2 separate regions of the Homo sapiens genome follow, and region 2 is linked to region 1. Evidence: read pairs that join two places in POLR2A ChIA-PET (ENCODE). Cell type or tissue: CD4-positive, alpha-beta T cell. All regions are shown on one strand. Each heading gives the region's core, and the rest is flanking DNA. Links, peaks and the distances in the headings are about the cores only. Region 1 overlaps DNMT3A (DNA methyltransferase 3 alpha). Region 2 overlaps DNMT3A (DNA methyltransferase 3 alpha).

Region 1 (2,500 bases), core at 1-2,500:
AGCAGCAGGGGGCCTGACGAAAGGGGAAGGGGCAGCCGGAGCTGGGTGGGGGAGGGGCCTCACTAGACTAGGCCTGTCTGGGGCGTAGGGAAAGCACCCCTTTCCCTCTGCACTCCTGCCTTCCTCCCCAGGCAAACAATAAGAGAAACAGGGGTGAACTCGAGGCTCTCGCATTTGGGCTGCGGGCTGCTCACCCCCAGGGGGGCGGAGAAACCAGGCGGCATTCAAGAGACACCACACTATTCCCCACTCCCTGCTGGCTCACGGAAGCCCCTGGGCCTGGAGTCCGTCCAGACTGGGAAAGCCACCGGGAACTCCGGTGACTACTGCCTCCGGTCCAGTCCCATCTCCTCAGGCAGTTGTCCCGCCTCCACCTCCCCCTGCGACTGCAGCGCTTCCCATTCCAAAGGTCAGAGGTCTGAGCGCCACCGCCCCCAAGCCCATGCGGCCTTGGGCTACCCTGGTGTCACAGGCCGGCCCCCTGTCAGGGTCGCACCGTGCTCTCCCGCCCCCCACCACTTCTTTCTGGCGGCCTGCCTGGAGGCTTCCAGGAACTCGCAGGAGAGGAAGCTGTCCCTCTTAAGAGGCCGCAAGCTGGCAGGGCCCTGAGGACCGCGTGGTCCCCCAGCCAGAAACGCAGGTCACCAGGGAAGTGCCAGGCACCCATCTGCCAGCTCAGCTGAAGCTGCCTCCAACCCAACTCCTGGGCCACCAGCTCCGCGTGCCCCAGCCTGCAGTTACCACTGCCCGGGCTCCCGGCCGGCTGCTCTTCCTGTCCCCCGAGGGCGCCAGGTGCCACTGGAGCCCTCGAGGAGTGGGGCCTTGGGGCTCGTGGGCAGGAAGGCGGCGGGCCAGCACTAAGTCAGCATCTCCAGAACTCGGGCCAGGCCGGGACGCCGCGGCTGCTGCGGGCCGGGGAGGCATACTTCACTCTTTTCAAACCCGGAGGGCTGCGGAGATCCTCCCACCGGCCCTGCCGCCTCCCCGCCCCCGGTCTCCCCGGGGCTCCGTCCAGGAACCTACCCATAAGGCCAGGTGCAGCCCCTCTGCAGTCGCGCTCAGGTGTGAGCCGCGGCCCTGAAGCTCTGGAAGTAGCTGCCCGTCTTGGGGGAGGGGAAGGGGGCGATGGGGCTGGGGGCGGAGGGGGCCACTGGGAGGGGAGGGGGGCGGCGGGGGGGAGGGAGGGAACATTTTCTTTGTCTAGGACTCCAGGTCACGTGGGCCCCGCTGGAGGGCCTGGTTGGCTGCGAGCGGCCCGGGGAGGGGGCCGGCGCTCCGACGCTGGCGCTGGGCCAGCCCCTCTTCTCCGGTCCGAGGGGCGCGGGGCCGGGGGGCGAGGCCGTTCCCCGCCCGTTCCCAGGGCCCGCCCAGGCCGGGCTGCAGGGAGCGCCCCGCCTTCGGGAAGACCGCCTGGCCCCTCCCCCAGCTCTGGAAGAGATTAGCGCGGGGCCGGGGGGCCGGGAGGGGAGGGAAGGGGCTGCTCCCGAGCCGCCTGCCCGGAGGGAGCCGGGGGTCCGGGCGAAAGCAAGCCGGAGCTTTCGGACGGCCTGGGAGAGCCGGGAGAAAGTTGTGAAAAGTGAGTTTCTCTGAAGCACAACCAAAAAAAAAAAAAGAAAAAGCTTACAGATAGGAGGCCCAGGAAGCTGTAGGAAAACTCAGCACACAGACGGAGAGTGACAGCAGGCGCGCGCAGGCATTGGGAGCGCTCCAGATCGGGGATTGTTTGGGGGGTCTCCCGCCTCCACACTACAGGTGAATAGAGAAGCGGGGGGGCCTCAAAAAGCGCGGCGTGAGGAGGTCAGGCTTCGAGTCCCAGGGCCCCTGCGTCACTCTGGGCCTTCCCTGGATTTCTCATTTTCCTGTTTGCAAGGTTGGTCGCGGCGAGGGCGCTCCTTCAGAAAGTTCAGCAATTCCTTCATTCCCAGGCTCAAACATCTGCAGATCGAGAAGACCTGACTCCTCTCCTGGGGCCTCCAGGTGCGGCCTCCAGGTGCAGCCTCCGCCATTTCAAGCTTCCTCCTCCTGAACAAAGGCACCTACCCCCAAGGCAGACGCAGTCCCCACCCACAGCCCTCCATTACGTTGGCTGTAGGATCAGATAAAGAAATAGACCCTGTTGGCTCTGCCCTCGAGGGGTTGAAGATTCCACTAGACTTGGAGAAATATGAAAGGATCACTGTAAAACAAACATATGTAAAGGTAACTATGCCACAAATACCAAGTAGAAAAAAATGGGCGGCATGGATGACAAAAGAGGTCAGAGGTCAGTTCCAGGTGAGCCGACTGGGCCTGGAGGCTGGATCGGACTTGGAATGAGGTGAGATGGGTAGGATGAGCAAGAGCTGCCGGGCTGGGGAGGGAGGAGACCCTCGCCCACCTCCACCCTCCCAGTACACGACAGGGCAAGGTAATGGCAAGCCTTCAGGTGCGTCCTTGGGTATATTCTGTAGCAGGGAAGAATAACCGCAGGTTTTCTGACAAGATGAATGAGTATTTTGGA
Region 2 (8,948 bases), core at 1-2,500, 62 kb after region 1:
GCCTCCGTCTGTGTGGGAGGGTGGGCCCCCGCGGCCTCGTGTCTGCCGTGCCCCACCCCAGAACTTGTCTTTGGTCCCCTAGAAGCTACTGAACACCTTAAGGAAACAGAGGCAGCTGAGAGAGAAAGTGATTCACGTGAAGGCCCACGGCTAGTAAGAGGCGGGTCCGAGAAGGAATCCAGGTTCTGGGACTCTCTGTGAGGCCGAACCCTCACAATGGCACAGACCTGGGCTTTGAGCCACTGTGCGAATGCCATGGTGGTTAAAAGCCTGGGTCCTGGAACCAAATGCCTGCTCCATCACCAGAATTGAACCTCTGCAAGCCTCCGTTTCCTCATCACCCAAACAGGGATGTGATGGTCCCACACCCTGTCGTGAGCACTGAGTGATGCGGTCATGCACTCAGTATGAGGAGCCGGCTGTCATCACATAGGGACAGGGCTCTCCCTCTCCCAGGCCAGAGGGTCCCCAGCAGAGCCCGCTGCTCACCTTTCGGTCCTCCTCCCGCTCCGCAGCAGAGCTGCTGGTGTCCCCGGGGCCGCTGGAGGGCATGGCGGGCATCTGGGCGCCGGGAGGCAGGCTGGGGCTGCGCGGGGCTGGGGGGCTGCTGGGCTTTGGGGAAGGAATTATCGTGGTCTTTGGAGGCGAGAGTTAAAACTTAAACATAGATCCCGGTGTTGAGCCCTCTGGTGAACGGTGCCTCTGTCAGCCTGTGGGTGGGGGCTTCGATGGCTCCACCTGTGGGGGAGAGAAGAGGATCAGTGGGGCGGAGCACCCCACCCTCCCTGGGTCAGGCCCTCAGCCCAGGGCCACACCTGGCCTGTGAGGCCTGGGGTGTTGCTCCTCCTTCTGGCCTCACCAGCACCCCAGAGAGCAGAGAAACCGAGGCAGGCTCCCTTCAGGGCCACCTCCTACCCCAGCAGCCTCTGAGAGCCTTGGAGTGGCAGCAGTCTCCCCTCCGTGTCGCTGCGGCCAATGGGTGCCACTTCTGGGACCTCCAGCTGCCTCCGCCTCCTCCCTTCTCTTCATTCACAGCCTCTCTCTCCTTTGAAAGCTTCCCGCATCCTCCCTCCCACCCCAACCAGCCCCTGGGAAATCCCAGCCTCCCCCAGAGGCCCCTAGCCCAGCTACGTTTTCCTTCTAATCTGTCCTCACCCCCACCCCCACACCTCCCGCCACGTGGAGGAAGTGAGTGCAGTCACAGGATGTAGTGAAATGAATGTCACCTCACTTCAGGACCGGTGCCTGGGCCCAGAGAAAGCTGAGGTCTGAGCTCAGGCTGCAGGCCTGGTTGGCTCTGGCCTAGGAGGGAGAGGCCACGGCCACGGCCAAGGCCACAGGCCACGGCCACACTGAGGCAGGAGTGAGGCTGCTCTCTCCCCCACCCCATGAACCAGCCTCATTTGCCTGCAGAGTTGGTGGGCTTGAGGGGTCCTCTGAACCCACACGGCTGAGTTTAGGGGCTTTTCTTCCCTCTGCTCCAGGTGTAGGCCTCAAGCCAGAGAAATAACAAAGCCTGCAGCTCAGGCCACAGCTGGGGTGGGGGTGTTGCTGTCTCAGCCCCCTCACTCAGAGACACACAAGAGCTCCCCTGCTCCCCACCCCCGGAGGAGGCGGCCGCCAAGCCCCTGCCTTGAGTGTGCCAGGGCCCAGGAGGGGATTGGCAGGCAAGGGAGAGCGGGAGGCAGGCTGGATCTGGGCCCACCCACACCCTTCCCCTTCCAGTTCCTGGTTCTGCTTCCCCAGCTCCCCCTCCCTCCTGGGCTTCTCCTCCCATCCCCCTCCAGTCAGGGCTCCCTGGAAAACCAGGACCGGGAGAAAGCACAGGCTTGGCTCTCCTACAGGCCTAGCCCCTTTCTCCAGGGGTGCATTCTTGCCTGGGAGTGGGTGCCCCAGCCCTGGCTGTGCCCCAGGGGGTAGTGGGAGGAAGGAGCTGGCAGGAGGAGCTTCTTAGGGCCAGGACAGGAAGAGCTCCATCAGGTCAACCCAGAAAGGCTTGAAGCGGACCTGCCCCACAGCTGAGCCCTGAGGCAGCCCAGGTGCACTGCGTCCATTCCCCATACCCCTAGGCACAGCGCAGTGCTGGGCTTAAGGAAGGTTTGCTGCCCGGGTCCCGAGAGGGTGGACGGCAGCGGAGAGCAGCTCCATCGGCCACATGCCACTCAGGGCCTGGCTCGTGCTCTGCATCTGGGCAGCTGCTGTGCCGTGCCCAGTTTACAGGTGACGGTAAGATCAACAAGGCCAGGACCCATCAGAGGCATGAACCCAGATCTCTCTGACACTAAAGTTCTGAGGGGTTGGGTTCACGTCCCCCAACACACACCACAGAAGCAACTCTGAAGATCCCAAAAGAGAACTGGTCCAACCCAGAAGCACTCGGCTGCCAGCCCTTAGCAGCCAGTGATTCCCTGTCAAGCCTCACTCCCCATTTGTTACCACAGACATCTCCAGCCACACTAAAACAAAAACCTTCGAAAGGGTCAGAAGCTAAGAGGGGCAGAGTCTGATTGGAAAGAACGTTGAGCCCAAAGTCCGCAGGGGTGGGATCTACTCCTGACGGAGGCTTCCCCGGCCCTCAGTTTCCCCACCAATGAAATGGGAGAGCAGGACCCCTTCTATTAATAGCTCTGACCGGCCAAGGAAGCTGTTGCGGCCCCACAGGCACAGTGGACACACAAGGGGCTGACAAGGACAGGGCACCCCAAATGGAGTCGGGGGAGACCCAGGCACAAAGGAAGCGGGGCGGGAGGGTTGTCTTGATGCTGCCCTAGGCTTAGGGACACCCAGAGGGCATCTGTGCCGCCACGGGTGTGGCGAGGTTCAGAGAAGCTCTGGAGAGGAAGGAAGCTGGAGGGAAAAGCAGAACTTCACAGGGCATTGGCCCCAAGGGCAGACACCCCAGACAGGAAAGGAAAGGAAGATTCTCTTCCTCCTCCCCTTCCTCCACCCAAGACTCTGACATCTGAGCTGCAGAAACTGTCCTCACAGAAAATGCAGCTGACCTGGGTCAACCCTTTCGTGTTGCTCAATGGACCAGCCCTGTCAGTAGCAGTCCCTCAAAATCGTGTCCATCACCTAAAATCCTCCAGTATGTGTCTGGGCGGGCCATGTACTACACAACCCTAGGGGGCCCCAGTTGGTGGCCAAGGTCCCAGACCTTGACATAGCATTGCCCACCTACCCGTAGACGCTTCATTCTTCCTTCAGGCAGCCCAGCCATGGGGAGTGGGCTCTCCTGGGCCCACAGTCCCAACACAGCAGCGGGTGTCCACCACATCGGTCCTTCCACCGCACAGCCCTGGCTGCTTCCGATACCAAAGCGTTCTTCCCACCTGGGCCAAGGGCTGCACAGCCACCACCACTGCCACCAAAAAACCCTTGCCAAGAACCCTACCACCATGAAAAGCAGCTTTTATTTCCTCCTTTTAGAGTCCACAGTGACCATGAATAATGTTTGTTAACAGCCACTTAAAAAATTTCAAGGAATCCCACCATGAAAACATCTTCGTATCACAGCTGATATGATCACCATCTCCACTGCGTCAACTATAAAACTGTTGTGGAAAAAGAACTGAAAGCTTTGAATATGCATACCAAGGCTCACTACCTTCTAAACTCAATGCAATAGAAACATTTTTTGTTTGTTTGTTTAGAGCAGGTTCTTGCTCTGTCACCCAGGCTGGATGCAGTGGTAGTATCATAGCTCAATGCAGCCTCAAACTCCTGGGCTCAAGTGCAAGTGATCCTCCCACCTCATCCTCCTGAGTAGGTGGGACTACAGCCATGTACCACCACACCTGGCTTTTTTTTTTTTTTTTTGTAGAAACAGGGTCTCCCTATGTTGCCCAGGCTGGTCTTGAACACATGGCTTCAAAGGATCCTCCCACCTCAGCCTCCCAAAGTGTTGGGATTCCAAGCATGAGCCACCACACCTGGCCAAAAGATTTTTTAAGACATAAAATCACAAGATTAGGCTGAACAAGAGAAGGAATACCACCAACAAAATTGTGGAATCTGGAAAGCAGACTTGTGACAGCCAAATTTCAGACAGGCGTGTGAACGCTGATATATAACACAGTCTTCAACAGATGCTTATATGACAGCACCAGGTACTCTGGCACTAGGGCTGAAGAGGATGCTTGTGTGAGAAACGAGAGGCTGAGTGAGAGTAGTGAATTCCTAGACCCTCTTCTACAAGTTTGAAGGTTTATCTGTAGTCACTGGAGGGCATAAAATAGGGGGTCTTTGCACAGAGTCACTTGGCACAGCTGAAGACAAAGATGATATATCAAACCAAGGAGAGGAAGGTTATTTATTTATTTATTTTCTGAGATGGAGTTTCACTCCTGTTGCCCAGGCTGGAGTGCAATGCCGCGATCTCGGCTCACCGCAACCTCCGCCTCGCGGGTTCAAGCGATTCTCCTGCCTCAGCCTCCCGAGTAGCTGGGATTACAGGCATGTACCACCAAGCCTGGCTAATTTTGTACTTTTAGTAGAGATGGGGTTTCTCCATGTTGGTCAGGCTGGTCTCGAACTCCCAATCTCAGGTGATCTGCCCACGTCAGCCTCCCAAAGTGCTGGGATTACAGGCATGAGCCACCGCGCCGGCCGGGAAGGTTATTTTAAATGCTGATGTCCAGTCTCTCAGGCTATTCCCCGATTGGGCTCTAAGAATACTGGCAGCCAGACAACCATTTCCTTCTCTGGAGAATCGAATGAGTCTAAGAGGAAAGGTTTAAGGATGCCAATACCAACATCAGTACCAAAATGGGGTCAAAATGACTTATTCAGGTCAGCCTATGTAGACTTGAAAACCAACAAGTCCACTATCATTCTCAGAGCTTCCGATCAGTTGGGTTTTTTTGTTTGTTTTTGTTTTCTGAGACGGAGTCTTTCTCTGTTGCCCAGGCTGGAGTGAAGTGGCATGATCTCCACTCACTGCAACCTCCGCCTCCTGGGTTCAAGTGATTCTCATTTCTCAGCCTCCCGAGTAGCTGGGACCACAGGCGCCCGTCACCACTCCCGGCTAATTCTTGTATTTTTAGTAGAGACAGCTTTCGCCATGTTGGCCAGGCTGGTCTTGAACTCCTGACCTCAAGTGATCCACCCACCTTGGCCTCCCAAAGTGCTGGAATTACAGGTGTGAGCCACCGTGCCCAGCCAAAATTCTTAAAGAATAAACCAAATCTTAAACAATCTTCCAATTAGAATTATTTTCAGCCAAATTATCATTTAAGTGTGAGAGTAAAATAAAGACATTTTCTTTTTTCTTTTCTTTTTTTTTTTTTTTTTGAGATGGAGTCTCGCTCTGTCGCCCAGGCTAGAGTGCAGTGGTGCAATCTCGGCTCACTGCAAGCTCTGCCTCAGGGGTTCATGCCATTCTCCAGCCTCAGCCTCCCAAGTAGCCGGGACTACAGGCGCCCACCACCATGCCTGACTAATTTTTTTTCTATTTTTAGTAGAGACAGGGTTTCACCGTGTTAGCCAGGATGGTCTCAATCTCCTGACCTCGTGATCTGCCTGCCTCGGCCTCCCAAAGTGTTAGGATTACAGGTGTGAGCCACCACGCCTGGCCCTTTTCTTTTCTTTCTTTCTTTTTTTTTTTTTTTGAGACGGAGTCTTGCTCTGTCGCCCAGGCTGGAGTACAGTGGTGGGATCTCGGCTCACTGCAACCTCCACCTCCCGGGTTCATGCCATTCTCCTGCCTCAGCCTCCCAAGTAGCTGGTACTACAGGTGCCCACCACCACACCCGGCTAATTTTTTGTATTTCTAGTAGAGACGGGGTTTCACCATGTTAGCCAGGATGGTCTCGAGCTCCTGACCTGGTGATCCGCCCGCCTTAGCCTCCCAAAGTGCTGGGATTACAGGCATGAGCCACCACGCCCGGGGTCTTTTTTTTTTCTTAAATAGAGATGGGGTCTCACTATGTTGCCCAGGCTGATCTTGAACTCCTGGGCTCAAGTGATCCTCCCACCTCAGCATCCCAAAGTGCTGGGATTACAGGCGTAAGCCACCGTGCTGGGCCCTAGTAAAGACATCTTCAGACATATGAGGCCTCACGCTCCTTTCCCAGGAAGGACAGGAAGATGTCCTCTAATACGCATAAGATCCAGTACAGGAGAGATGGGAAGGGAGGCTCCAGGATGAAGGGGAAAAGAGGCCGCATGCCAGTCACCTGGCATGAGCCAGAGAGGGCCAGCCTTCCCACTGAGACTGGGGCACGAGTGCCGTCATCACCATGCCCTCTGCTGTCGAACTGTCTTTTTACCTGACAAAACTACACAGGTATCGCTCGTGGCCATACTCTGCTATCTAAACCCAGGAACTGAATAGATTTTTTCTTTCTTTCTTTTTTTTTTTTTTGAGATGGACCCTTGCTCTCTAGCCCAGGCTGGAGTGCAGTGGCGCATTCTCGGCTCACCACAACCTCTGCCTTGTGGGTTCAAGCAATTCTCTTGCCTCAGCCTCACGAGTAGCTGGGATTACAGGCACCCGCCGCCATGCCCGGCTAATTTTTGCATTTTTAGTAGAGATGGGATTTTGCCATGTTGGCCAGGCTGGTCTCAAACTCCTAACCTCAGGTGATCCACCCGCCTCGGCCTCCCAAAGTCCTGGGATTAGAGGCGTGAGCCACTGTGCCCAGCCATGAATGGATTTTGATATGGACAGATGTGTGTCCTGGAAGATGTGCTCTAATGAGGGGAGTGAGCCAAGCATGAGGAGGACACGAAAGCCAGAAAACAGAGATTCCAACCGGAAAGTAATGGGAATTCCAAAGATGACCACAAAAGGAAGTCACAGAGCATCAGCTACAATGTGCCTAGAAAGCAACTAGCCCAGAGTGAAAGAGGATAGATAACTTAAAAAATGGAACTGAAACATCTTTTACCTGCTGTGACTGCCCGTGTGGAAAGCAATACTGATGGCTATTGGAAAGTGTGGTAGGCCCACCACAAAGAAGTGATAAATGCTGGAGGTGATGGATATACCAACTATCCTGTTTTGATCATTACACAATGTATGCATGTATTGAAACATCACATTGTACCCCATAGAGATGCACAATTATTATGTGTCAGTTAAAAAGAAAAAAAGAAAAAGAAGTCCTAAGGTAACAGTATTGTTAAAGAAAAATAAAATTATATTAGAAGTTGTGGTAGGAATTAGCAACAGGTACAAAAAAATAAGGCAGATGAGAAACAAGGTAATTATTAACTTCAGGGAAAAAAAAACGAAAAGAAACTATTACAGTGCACCACAAGGCTCAGCTGTGAATAATAGTTTTATCGAAATAATAAAATAAACACTGTGTGTAGGTTTAACAAATATATGTGTGTGTACATATATATGTATATATGCATGTATGTACACACAAATTACTTTTGTATGTACCACAAAATTAATGCCTTAAAACAACACATTATCGGCCGGGCGCGGTGGCTCACACCTGTAATCCCAGCACTTTGGGAGGCCGAGGAGGGTGGATCACCTGAGGTCGGAAGTTCAAGACCAGCCTGACCAACATGGAGAAACTCCGTCTCTACTAAAAATACAAAAATTAGCCAGGCATGATGGTGCATTCCTGTAATCCCAGCTACTCGGGAAGGCTGAGGCAGGAGAATCACTTGAACCTGGGAGGCGGAGGTTGCGGTGAGCGGAGATGGCACCATTGTACTCCACCCTGGGCAACAAAAGCGAAACTCCGTCTCAAAAAAAAAAATTATCTTGCAATTCTGCAAGTCAGTAGTAAAAAAAAAAAAAGATTCTCCTTACTAGGCTAAACTCAAGATGTTGGCAGGGCTGCATTCTTTTCTGGAAACTCTAAGGAGAATCCATTTCCTTGACATTTTCAACATCTAGAGGCTGCCCTCATTCCTTGCCACGTGGTCCCCTTCCAACTCCAAAGCCAGCGATGGCCAGTCTTTTTCCCATCACAGTACTCTCTGCCTCATCAACATCTCCTGCTCTGACTACTCTTCTGCTTCCATCTTTCACTTCTAATGACCCTTCTGATTACACTGGGCCCACCCAGATAATCCAGGATAATCCCCTCATCTCTAGGTCATTAATTTAATCACATCTGCAAAGTCCCTTTTGCCATGTAAGGTGACATATTCACAGGTCCAGGGGATTAGGACCTGGCCATCTTAGGGGGGCCATTATTCTGGCTACCAAATGCACAAAACATTTTTGAGGCTGGACACAATGGCTCATGCCTGTAATCCCAGCACTCTGAGAGGCCAAGACAGGAGGATCACTTGGGACCAGTCTGATGACACAGGGAGATCCTGTCTCTACAAAAATTTACAAAATTAGCCGAGTGTGGTGGCACATGCCTGTAGTCCCAGCTACTCGAGAGGCTGATGTGGGAGGATCGCTCGAGCCCAGGAGGTCGAGGCTGCAGGGAGCTGTGATTGTGCCACCACACTCCAGCCTGGGCAAAGATCGAGATCCTGTCTCAAAACAATCAACAACAAACAATTTTTTGAAAAAATATAAGAAGAGTACTGTCAATATTTAAGGAGGATGGCTGAAGAGCAGAAAGGTTGGACATGTAAGAGGATCTACTAAATAGGAAATCAATGGAAAATGTCTAAATAGATGAATCAAAAATATGCACTTTACTCAGAAATATGAGATGAAAATTGCTGGAAGAAACAGCCAAGAGAATCGAAAGCGGTTGCCTCTGAGAAGAGGATAAGGGTAGGAGTAGGCAAGGAATCACTGCATTTTGTTAGGAGGTTTTAGTACTATTCGACTTCTTAAATTATATGCATGTACTACTGTGAGTAAATAAAAATGAATTTTTAAACAGAGAGAGTGGGGATGGGAGAAAGGGCTTACGTCCCAACTGCAGCCATCGGTTGCGTTTGGCCTCCATTTCCTTCTCTATAAATAAGAGTGTAGCTGAGGCCTTTCCACCTCTGTTGTTCTATGAAATCATCAC

What was found. ChIA-PET counts read pairs that join two places held together with the same protein. Peaks named below come from ENCODE experiments on the same cell type or tissue, not always from the same donor. Only the 100,000 strongest peaks of a DNase experiment are listed, where the experiment ranks them.
Region 2: POLR2A ChIA-PET joins it to region 1 with 11 read pairs; 11 of 35 experiments call an interaction of 5 or more read pairs at or near these places.

What each region holds. Positions count from the first base shown.
Region 1 is chr2:25,251,171-25,253,670 of GRCh38, forward strand. The region is part of intron 6 of DNMT3A (DNA methyltransferase 3 alpha); the gene reads right to left. Among named protein-coding and RNA genes, the nearest start is that of LINC01381, 48 kb to the left of the region's middle. RefSeq lists silencers at 89-158, 889-1,108, 1,279-1,428 and an enhancer at 2,235-2,500. In CD4-positive, alpha-beta T cell, for the core only: no CTCF peak of the experiment used is centred there; DNase peaks (open chromatin) are centred at 131, 851 and 1,241; H3K4me3 peaks cover 1,877 bases; H3K27ac peaks cover 376 bases.
Region 2 is chr2:25,313,424-25,322,371 of GRCh38, forward strand. It overlaps DNMT3A (DNA methyltransferase 3 alpha), which reads right to left. Exons shown (of 23, transcript NM_022552.5): 2 at 490-738. The coding sequence starts at 561. Among named protein-coding and RNA genes, the nearest start is that of MIR1301, 11 kb to the right of the region's middle. RefSeq lists enhancers at 1-364, 365-1,128, 8,669-8,948. In CD4-positive, alpha-beta T cell, for the core only: a CTCF peak has its summit at 3; a DNase peak (open chromatin) is centred at 1,158; H3K4me3 peaks cover 1,503 bases; H3K27ac peaks cover 2,396 bases.